2 separate regions of the Homo sapiens genome follow, and region 2 is linked to region 1. A link is a loop called in an ENCODE intact Hi-C map of the cell type or tissue named here. Cell type or tissue: PC-3. All regions are shown on one strand. Each heading gives the region's core, and the rest is flanking DNA. Links, peaks and the distances in the headings are about the cores only.

What was found. Peaks named below come from ENCODE experiments on the same cell type or tissue, not always from the same donor. Only the 100,000 strongest peaks of a DNase experiment are listed, where the experiment ranks them.
Region 2: a loop joins it to region 1, with 5 times the contacts of the local background. A loop is called at or near these places in 1 of 110 quality-filtered maps.

The regions. Positions count from the first base shown.
Region 1 is chr6:13,999,303-14,003,697 of GRCh38, forward strand. No RefSeq gene overlaps it. Among named protein-coding and RNA genes, the nearest start is that of RNF182, 77 kb to the left of the region's middle. RefSeq lists an enhancer at 1,801-3,000. In PC-3, for the core only: no CTCF peak of the experiment used is centred there; a DNase peak (open chromatin) is centred at 2,379; H3K4me3 peaks cover 1,079 bases; H3K27ac peaks cover 2,539 bases.
Region 2 is chr6:14,056,744-14,061,138 of GRCh38, forward strand. No RefSeq gene overlaps it. Among named protein-coding and RNA genes, the nearest start is that of CD83, 59 kb to the right of the region's middle. In PC-3, for the core only: no CTCF peak of the experiment used is centred there; DNase peaks (open chromatin) are centred at 1,768, 2,188 and 3,538; H3K4me3 peaks cover 1,166 bases; H3K27ac peaks cover 2,921 bases.

The DNA of each region.
Region 1 (4,395 bases), core at 98-4,097:
GGGCCAGGCGCAGTGGCTCACACCTGTAATCCCAGCACTTTCAGAGGCCAAGATGTGAGGATTGCTTGAGCCCAGGAGTTTGAGACCAGTCTGGGAAACATGCCAAAATTCTGGCTCTACAAAAAATACAAAAATTAGCCTGGTGAGGTGGCTAACACCTGTAGTCCCAGCTACTCAGGGGCCTGAGGCGTGAGGATGGCCTGAGCCTGGGATGTTAAGGCTGCAGTGAGCCGAGATCATCAGCCTTGATGACAGAGCGAGATCCTGTCTCAAACAAACACCCAAAACCAGTTTCTGTTTCTTTATGTTCTTGACAATCCTGGGTATTATCAAATTTTAATTTTTTACCAAACTGATGGGTGTGGAATGGTTTAAATTGCTTTAATTTGCATTTCCCCAATTATTAACTGATTTCAGCAGTTTTTCCATATGTTTCTTGTTTTTTCATGTAATTTGCTCATTTTTCTTTTGGCTTGTTTGTCTTTTCCTCATTGGTCTTCAGGGTATTATTGTGTGAGCTGTTTGCTCATCTTTTGTCAGTTAGACACACTGCAAATATCATTTCCAGCTTGTGGCTTGTCTTTTCAATTTGTAGTGTTTATTGGTGAAATGAAGACTTCAAATTTGATGCAGTCAAATGCATTCATCTTTTCCTTCATGGTTTATAAGTTTAAAAACTTTAAAAGAAATCCTGCTATACTCTGAGGTTATCAAATTTGCCTATATCATTTCCTCAAATTTTACACATTTCTATATGCAGGTCTTTAATCACCTGGAGTTGTTTATTTTGTATTAGGTAGGACAGACTAGGTTATACCAAAGAAACAACCCCAAATCGCAGAGGTTTAACCCCAAGTTGTGTCTCATTTATACAAACTGCATGTCCACTGTGGGTTTGCAGGCGTCTCTGCTCATCAGAGTCCCTGAGGGATGCAGGTTGAAGGATGCTTTTCTAGACAGGGGCATCTGAAATGCCTGCAGCAAGGAGGGGGTGTGGAGAGTCATATACATGGCGCTTTGGTTCTGCTTGAAGGTAACACACATTTCTTCTGATCAGTTTCAGCAGCCAAAGCAAGTCACAGGGACCAGGTCTAGCTTCAGAGGGGACAAAGAGGTACAACCCCATCCTGGGCCCAGAAGGCAGATACAGTTGGTGCATTGGGTGAACAGCCCTAATAATGACTCATAACTTTGAAGTAAGAAATTAATTTTTATGGAAATAATCAATAGCATCAGCTATTTTTGGAATCTCCAGTACTTCTTGGTCTGTAACATCACCTGTCACTTACCAAGTTTTCAGGTTGGTGTGAGTTTTCTGGCTTTCTCTTCTGTGTCATTGTTCTACTCGTTCGGTTCTGTGATGACTCCCCAGTGTTAATCACAGGAGCTTCATGCAGCTATTAATCTGATATCTTGCAGTAAGAGACCCCTAACCTGACTGTCTCCTTTAAAACGATGTTACCTGGGCTTGGTGGCATGCTCCTGTAGTCCCAGCTATTCAGGAGGCTGAGATGGGAGAATCGCTTGAGCCCAGCAGTTCTGAGCAACATCGCAAGACCCTGTCTCAAAAAACAAAACAAAACTACAAAGAGTAAATTTGTTTCTGCTCATCCCAATATTTTGCTTTTGCTATGAATTTCTAAATCAGTTTGTCAAGTTTTATGAAGTCCATCTTAGAAGTTTGTCTCGTGCTCCACAGCAAGCACTTACCAGTGCCAGGATGTGAGCCTAGGATACTGATTCCCATGGGGAAAAGCAGCAGCATTGCCTCTGAGCTGCTGCTAGCAAGCCAGGAGAGCGTAATTGTCTTGTGTTCTCCCCAAGCTCCTTTAGTGCATTGGGTCTTACTTTTGTAACTTCTACAGCATGGGGCTGTCCAGAGGAAACAGCACTTGGTAAACATTTATTGGGTTTAACTAAATGTGAATGTGTGAGACAAGAAGTCTAGATGCACCCAGCAGAGAGGGTCTCAGAATATTAACAGCCCCGGGGGGTGGAAACACAGAATCTGCTTCCTCCAATGAAGTGGCCTGATCTCGTCACTAAATATTGGAAGGAGGCCACGTTACAGAGCAGAGACTGAATTTCTCATCCACATCCGGAGCCAGGCATTCTGGAAATGAGGTCTGTTTGCCACCTCTCCCCAAAGCATTGATCTCTGATCATGAGTCATTAGCCCCCAAGCACCTCCTCCCAGCTGGCTCATAAGAATTAATCAGCTTCATCACTGCAGTCATTCCCCTCGGGGAAAATGGTCAGCGTATACACAACAAATCCTTGTTGAATTGGACTGAAGGGAGTCTAGCTGTTAATCTCTCCTCAAATATGGCTGGTTGGAGAAAAAGGAATGTAACGGAACATATCAAAGGAGATGTCTCTCCTGGCCGCTTGACAACTCTGGTGGGATCTTCCCATGACCAGCGCTGCTGTATGACTCACGGCTCCACTTCTTTCCCTGCCCTTTTGTGGCAGGAAGGGAAGATGCTGTGCTTCTCACTCATGAATTGTGCTTCTTATGACTCAGTCGGCCAGCCTGTTAGCATTGATTTGTTCTTGGTGGACACCGTTGGGCAGAAGGCCCTGCTAACCACAGAAGCGAGGGTGAAGTGTGCGCTCACCACCATCAGCAAGGTCAAAACTCAGAGGCTGTTTATTTCCATCCAAGTGCCTCATACTTTTGCTGCCCCAGGTGAATGATGGTGCCTTGATTATGGGCCAAGAGGCAGATGCATGCATGCTTTTCCACACAGCACCCTTTTATTGAATGCAAAATAGAACTTTAAAGAAAAAAAATGGTGAAGTTTAACGTTAGTCGGTTTTACTAATAACTGTATTACAAAAGCTTGGTACTACATGAAGTGTAATAATTGGAGCTATTCAAGTAACGGAAGGTGTTGCCCCGAGAACAGTGAGGTCCCATCACTGGACGTGTTCCACGGAGACTGCTGAAGGTGAGAGGTGACAGCGGGCTGGCAGCCCTGGCTCGCTCTCGGCGCCTCCTCGCTTTGGTGCCCACTCTGGCCGCGCTTGAGGAGCCCTTCAGCCCACCGCTGCACTGTGGGAGCCCCTTTCCGGGCTAGCCAAGGCCGGAGCCGGCTCCCTCAGCTTGTGGTGAGATGTGGAGGGAGAGGCGCGGGCGGGAACCGGGGCTGCGCGCGGTGCTTGCAGGCCAGCGCAAGTTCTGGATGGGCGTCGGCTTGGCTAGGCCCCGCAGTCGGAGCGGCCGGCCAGCCCCGCTGGCCCCAGGCAGTGAGGAGCTTAGCACCTGGGCCAGCAGTTGCTGTGCTCGATTTCTCGCTGGGCCTTAGCTGCCTCCCCACGGGGCAGAACTCGGGAGCTGCAACCTGCCATGCCTGAGTCTCCCTCCCGCCCGCCCGCGGTGGGCTCCTGCGCGGCCCTAGCCTCTCAGACGTGTGCCGTCCCCGCTCCACGGCTCCCAGTCCCATCGACTGCCCAAGCGGTGAGGAGTGTGGGTGCACGGCCAGGACTGGCAGACAGCTCCACCTGCAGCCCCACTGGGGTAGCAACTGGGTGAAGCCAGCTGGGCTCCTGAGTCTGGTGGGGACTTGGAGAATCTTTATGTCTAGCTAAGGGATTGTAAATACACCAATCAGCACTCTGTATCTAGCTCAAGGTTTGTAAACACACCAATCAGCACTCTGTGTCTAGCTCAGGGTTTGTGAATGCACCAATGGACACTCTGTATCTAGCTAATCCAGTGGGGAGGTGGAGAACTTTTGTGTCTAGCTCAGGGATTGTAAATGCACCAATCAGCACCCTGTCAAAACGGACCAATCAGCTCTCTGTAAAGCAGACCAATTGGTTTTCTGTAAAATGGACCAATCAGCAGGATGTGGGGGGGGGGGGGCCAAATAAAAAAATAAAAGTAGGCTGCCCCATGCCACAGTGGTAACTCTTTTGGGTTCTCTTCTACCGTGTGACAGGTTTGTTTATTAATTGTTTTTGGTAAGTTTTGTTGCTGCTGGTTGTGGGGGGTACGTACTGCTTTTTTTGAGCTGTAGTATTTTTGGGAAAGGTCTTGTAGTTTCACTCTTGAAGTTAGTAAAACCACTGAACCTACTGGGAAGAAGGAACAACTTCAGACTCTTATACTTAAGAGCTGTAACTTTCATCTGGAAGGTCTGTAGCTCTACTCGTGAGCAAGCGGGACCACTGAACCCCCCCAACCACCAATTAACGAATGAAACTCCTGATATATCCGAACCTCAAAAGGAACGAACTTTGGATATACCACCTTTAAGAACTGTAATGCTCACCGTGAGGGTCCGTGGCTTCATTCTTGAAGTTAGTGAGACCAAGAACCCACCCATGCTGGACACAAAGGGAGCATGTATATATATATATATATATATATATATATATATATATATCCAC
Region 2 (4,395 bases), core at 255-4,254, 58 kb after region 1:
GTACCTGGGACTGCAGGTGTGAGCCACCGAGACCTGCTAAGATTTACTTTTAGTAAGCCTTTAACACTAGTTAGTCCAAGGAGCAGACAAGATGTTCCTTTAGACTCATTGTCTTGAAGGGAAATGAAGTGACCCTTTTTGTAGTCCTGTCCACTCTGGAAGGGCAGCACTGGTGCAGAAGAAACCGAGTGGCCACCGCAAGCCCTTCTGCATAGAATAAGCTGTTCATGGAATGAGGCAGTTGGAGGCCTTGGAATCTTGTCGTTATTTTCTTGTGGTGTCAATTGGATTAGAATCTGTAATTTTGGAAATTAGATTGTTGTTAATTAATGCATATTTCTGTAGTTGCTTCCTTTAGCTTAGTGGTAAAAAAAAAAAAAAAAAAAGAAAAAGAAAAAGAAAAATTGGCCAGGCACAGTGGCTCACGCCTGTAATCCCAGCACTTTGGGAGGCTGAGGCGGGTGGATCACGAGGTCAGGAGTTCGAGAACAGCCTGGACAATATGGTGTAACCCCATCTCTACTAAAAATACAAAAATTAGCCAGGCATGGTGGTGTGCACCTTTAATCCCAGCTACTCGGGAGGCTGAGGCAGAAGAATCGCTTGAACCCGGGAGGCAGAGGTTGCAGTGAGCTGAGATTGCACCATTGCACTCCAGCCTGGGCGACCGAGTGAGACTCCGTCTCAAAACAAACAGACAAAAACAACAACAACAACAACAACAAAACAAACAAACAAAAAATGCATGGTTGTGGTATTACCCTGTGCTAAGAAGAAACAGAAAAGAGCTTTGGCGGCATCTTTGCCTTTAAAATAGAGGGAGCAATGATCTCCTGGGACCCAGCCAGGGGAAGAGGTGGCCAAGGTCAGAATTCTCCTCTGAAAAACTCTGCATCTAATGTTGGAGACCTGTAGGCATCGCTGCCTCCTTTTGTCTCAGAGCAAATTGTGGAGATGCTAAGATTAGGCTCTGAGCTCAACTGTTGATAAAAAATAAATAGAGGCAGGCAGGCAGCCTGGGGTGGGGTGGGGTGGGGTGGGCTCCTTCACGGAAGCTGGAGAGCAGCAGGGAGGAGGCACGCTCTCCCCCGCTCTGTCCTTCCCTCCACTGCCTTTCCCCCAGGGGTCATAGCCCACACCCACTATCACCTGTAGCTTAGGCCTCTCTCTCCTCTGAGCCGCTGACACTTGTGGCCAGCTTGTTACCCAGCAGTTCTACCTGATGTCCCGCCACCCTCTTCACACTGAACGACGGAAAGGGAGCCCATTGCTACCCCGCATCATCAACTCCCGTCCTGCTGTGGGTCCCCCTTTCTTTCTTTTTAACTGTCTCTACCGTCTGTCTCCACTGTCTGTCCCACTGCCACCAGCTTGGCTCAGGCCCTCATGATTTGTCACCTGTATTAGCACAATCCCCTCCTTTGAAGACACAGTCCCTGCCTGCAGCCCAGCCCCTCACAATGATCCATGTTCTGGTGAGCTGCCTACAGCCTTGCTACTGCACGTGGGGTGCCCAGACCGGCTGCTTCAGCATCGCCTGGAAATGTGTCAGAAATGAAGAATCACCGCCCCCGTGTTCTCGATCAGTGAGGGTCCTGTCTGAAGATGGAAAGCTCCATTAATGTGAATAAGGAAAATTTGATATAACAAATGGGCAAATGGATAAATAAATTGTATCCATTCATGCAAAGGAAACTTATTCGGGAAACAATATGAATGACTCCCAAGGGCATTATGCCAAATGAAACGCTCAAGTCTCAAAAGGTTGTAGGCAGCATGATTCTATTTATAGGACATTCTAGAAAAGGCAAAACTTTAGGACCAAGTTCAGTGATTTCCAGTGGCTAGGAGGAGGGGGAGGATTTTATTACAAAGGGACAACATGAAGGAATTTTGGGGGGTGTGGAAGTGCTGTGTACCTTCATTTTTAGGTTGGGTACACTTGTCTACACTTATATTAAAACTCATGGAACTGTACACCAAAGAAAGCCAAGTGGACTGCAGGAAGATTAAGAATAAATAAATAAAGTAATGCATTATAAACCATTGACTTAAATCAGAAACCATAAGTTCATATTGATAGAACTAAGTAAATATAAAATATCTTCCCCCAAACACTACAAAGCGGGGAAATATTAACTTTATAGTGGAGAAGCCTGGTCAACCCACTTTAATAGAGTGACTAAAGGTAACATCATCAGTAATGTACTAAGGAGAATCATTTGCCATCTGGTGAGATGCAACGTGAAGATCACAGTCAGGGCCAGCTTCATGGACTTCTGCAATAGCACAGGGCTCAGTGCTCAGAAGGGGCATACGTTTGGTTTAATGCTCTGTTGTCAGTTTGAAAGTCTTAGTAATTGTTTAATGAGGGGTCCATCTACATTTTCATTTTGCAGTCATCCCTGCGTGTAATGTAGCTGGTTCTGAACACAGTATCCTTTCTGTGATTTTCCTGCCACAGATGTATAACCTGAATTTGATCATGGTGAAACATCAGACAAAGCCAAATGAATGGACATTTTACAAAACCAGTTGCTTGGTCCCTTCCCAAGTGTCAAAGTCACAAAAGTCAATGCAAGATGGAGGAGCTGTTTCATGTTGGAGAATGCTAAGGTAACATGACAAGTAATTGCAATGCAGGTTTCTGTATTGGGTCCTTTGGCAACAAAAAGTGTTGTTGGGACAACTCATGAAACTTGACTGAGGTCTGAAGATGAGATAGCAGGAATGTACCAGAGTCAGCTTTCCTATTCTGATGGTTGAATTGTGATTGTACAGGAGAATGTCTTTGTTTGTAGAACTTCCAAACTTAAATATTTAAGGGTGATGGGGCATCATGTGGATGTCTAACACTGAAATAGTTCAGGGCAGAAATTCTTTGTGTTCTCTTTGTAAGTTCTCATGAAGTTTGAGGTTGTTTCAAACAAGAAAGAGTGATAGGGAGGAGACAGAGTGATGAAGGAGAGGGAACACTTCTCTAATGAGGTGACATTTGACCAAGACCTGAATGAAGTGAAAGAGCAAGTCACTGAGTATATGGAGGAAGAACATTCCAGGCAGAGGGAACAGAATGCACAAGGGGTGTGAGGAGGGCACACGCCTGAAATGTTCTGAGAAATAGCCAGGAGGCTCATGCAGAGACAGAGAATGAGAAAGTGGTAGGAGGTGAGGTCAGGGAGGTAATGGGGACCGAATCAAGTCCCAGCAAGGATGTTTGGTTTTGTTCTCTGTGCTGGGAGACATTGGAGGGTTAGCCAGAGGAGCGACATGACACGACTTGCGTCTTACAAGGATGTCTGTGGCTGCTGTGTGGAAAATAGATGACAGAGAGGCAGGGGTGGAAGCAAGGACACCAGTTGGGAGACTGTGGGAACAATTCACTCTCTGGTGGATAACAGGGCTGCAGGAACCTCCAGGAAGATTGCGAAGAGCCACTGCCGGCCCACAGCACAGAGCACTGGGCTGGCTCTGCCCCAGCAGCAGTGATGCCATCTGACCGCTCCTGCATCTCATGCCCATCCTCCCTTGGAGGCCTGCCAAGAGGTGTCTGGCACAGAAGCTGCTCGTCAAAGGGCAGTTCTGATCATGACTCATTAGAAAGGTTGAAAAGCCAGCTGGTTGCATTTTTAATCGAATATTTCATTATTTGGCACAATTGCTAAAGTGTCTTTTTAAATTAATTATTATAGAACCAAAGACAAGCTCAGGGAGAAATATTGTAATGGTCAGATTTTGTCTTACTGCCTGGAGCTGCCTGACGACTCCAAGCACTAGAGTTTGCATCCTCAATGCCCTTGAATGAAAGGGTCTTGAGGTTTTATCTAGTCCTACCCAACAACAACAAAAAAATTTGAGCATTGACCTCTGATTTTTGGACCCAAAGGGACCTTGGTGGAAAATGATTCCAGTCCCCTCTTTTTCTGGATCCATCAGATGAGTGATAATTTAGAATTCAGTTGGTTTTGTTTTGCTCCAAACTCATCCTCATAAAGTTCCAATGATGAAAAGATATGGACTTAGGTGCTAGGAGTTGTGTTCAACTTTCTTCTTGGAACACCCAGTAGTCTTGAGGACATATCTAAAAGACAATTTCATGTCTTTTTTTTTGTTTGGGCAAGAACAATGCTTTAATATTATTATATGATTCTTTTCAAACATAAATATACGCTTATGGCATTATGTGTAAAACACACATTTTTAAAATCCAAGAGCAGGCTTACACTTGAAGAGCAACATTTTAAAAATGTTTCTTTCCTACCTTTAATAAGTGCATATCTATTGTAAAGTGCATTTCCAATGTGATCCTAAGCCTCTGAGACAGTTAATCCCCAGTTTACAAAGCAGAGACCCAGCTTGGTTAGAGGATGATTTGCTCTAGGTCGGAGACAAAGC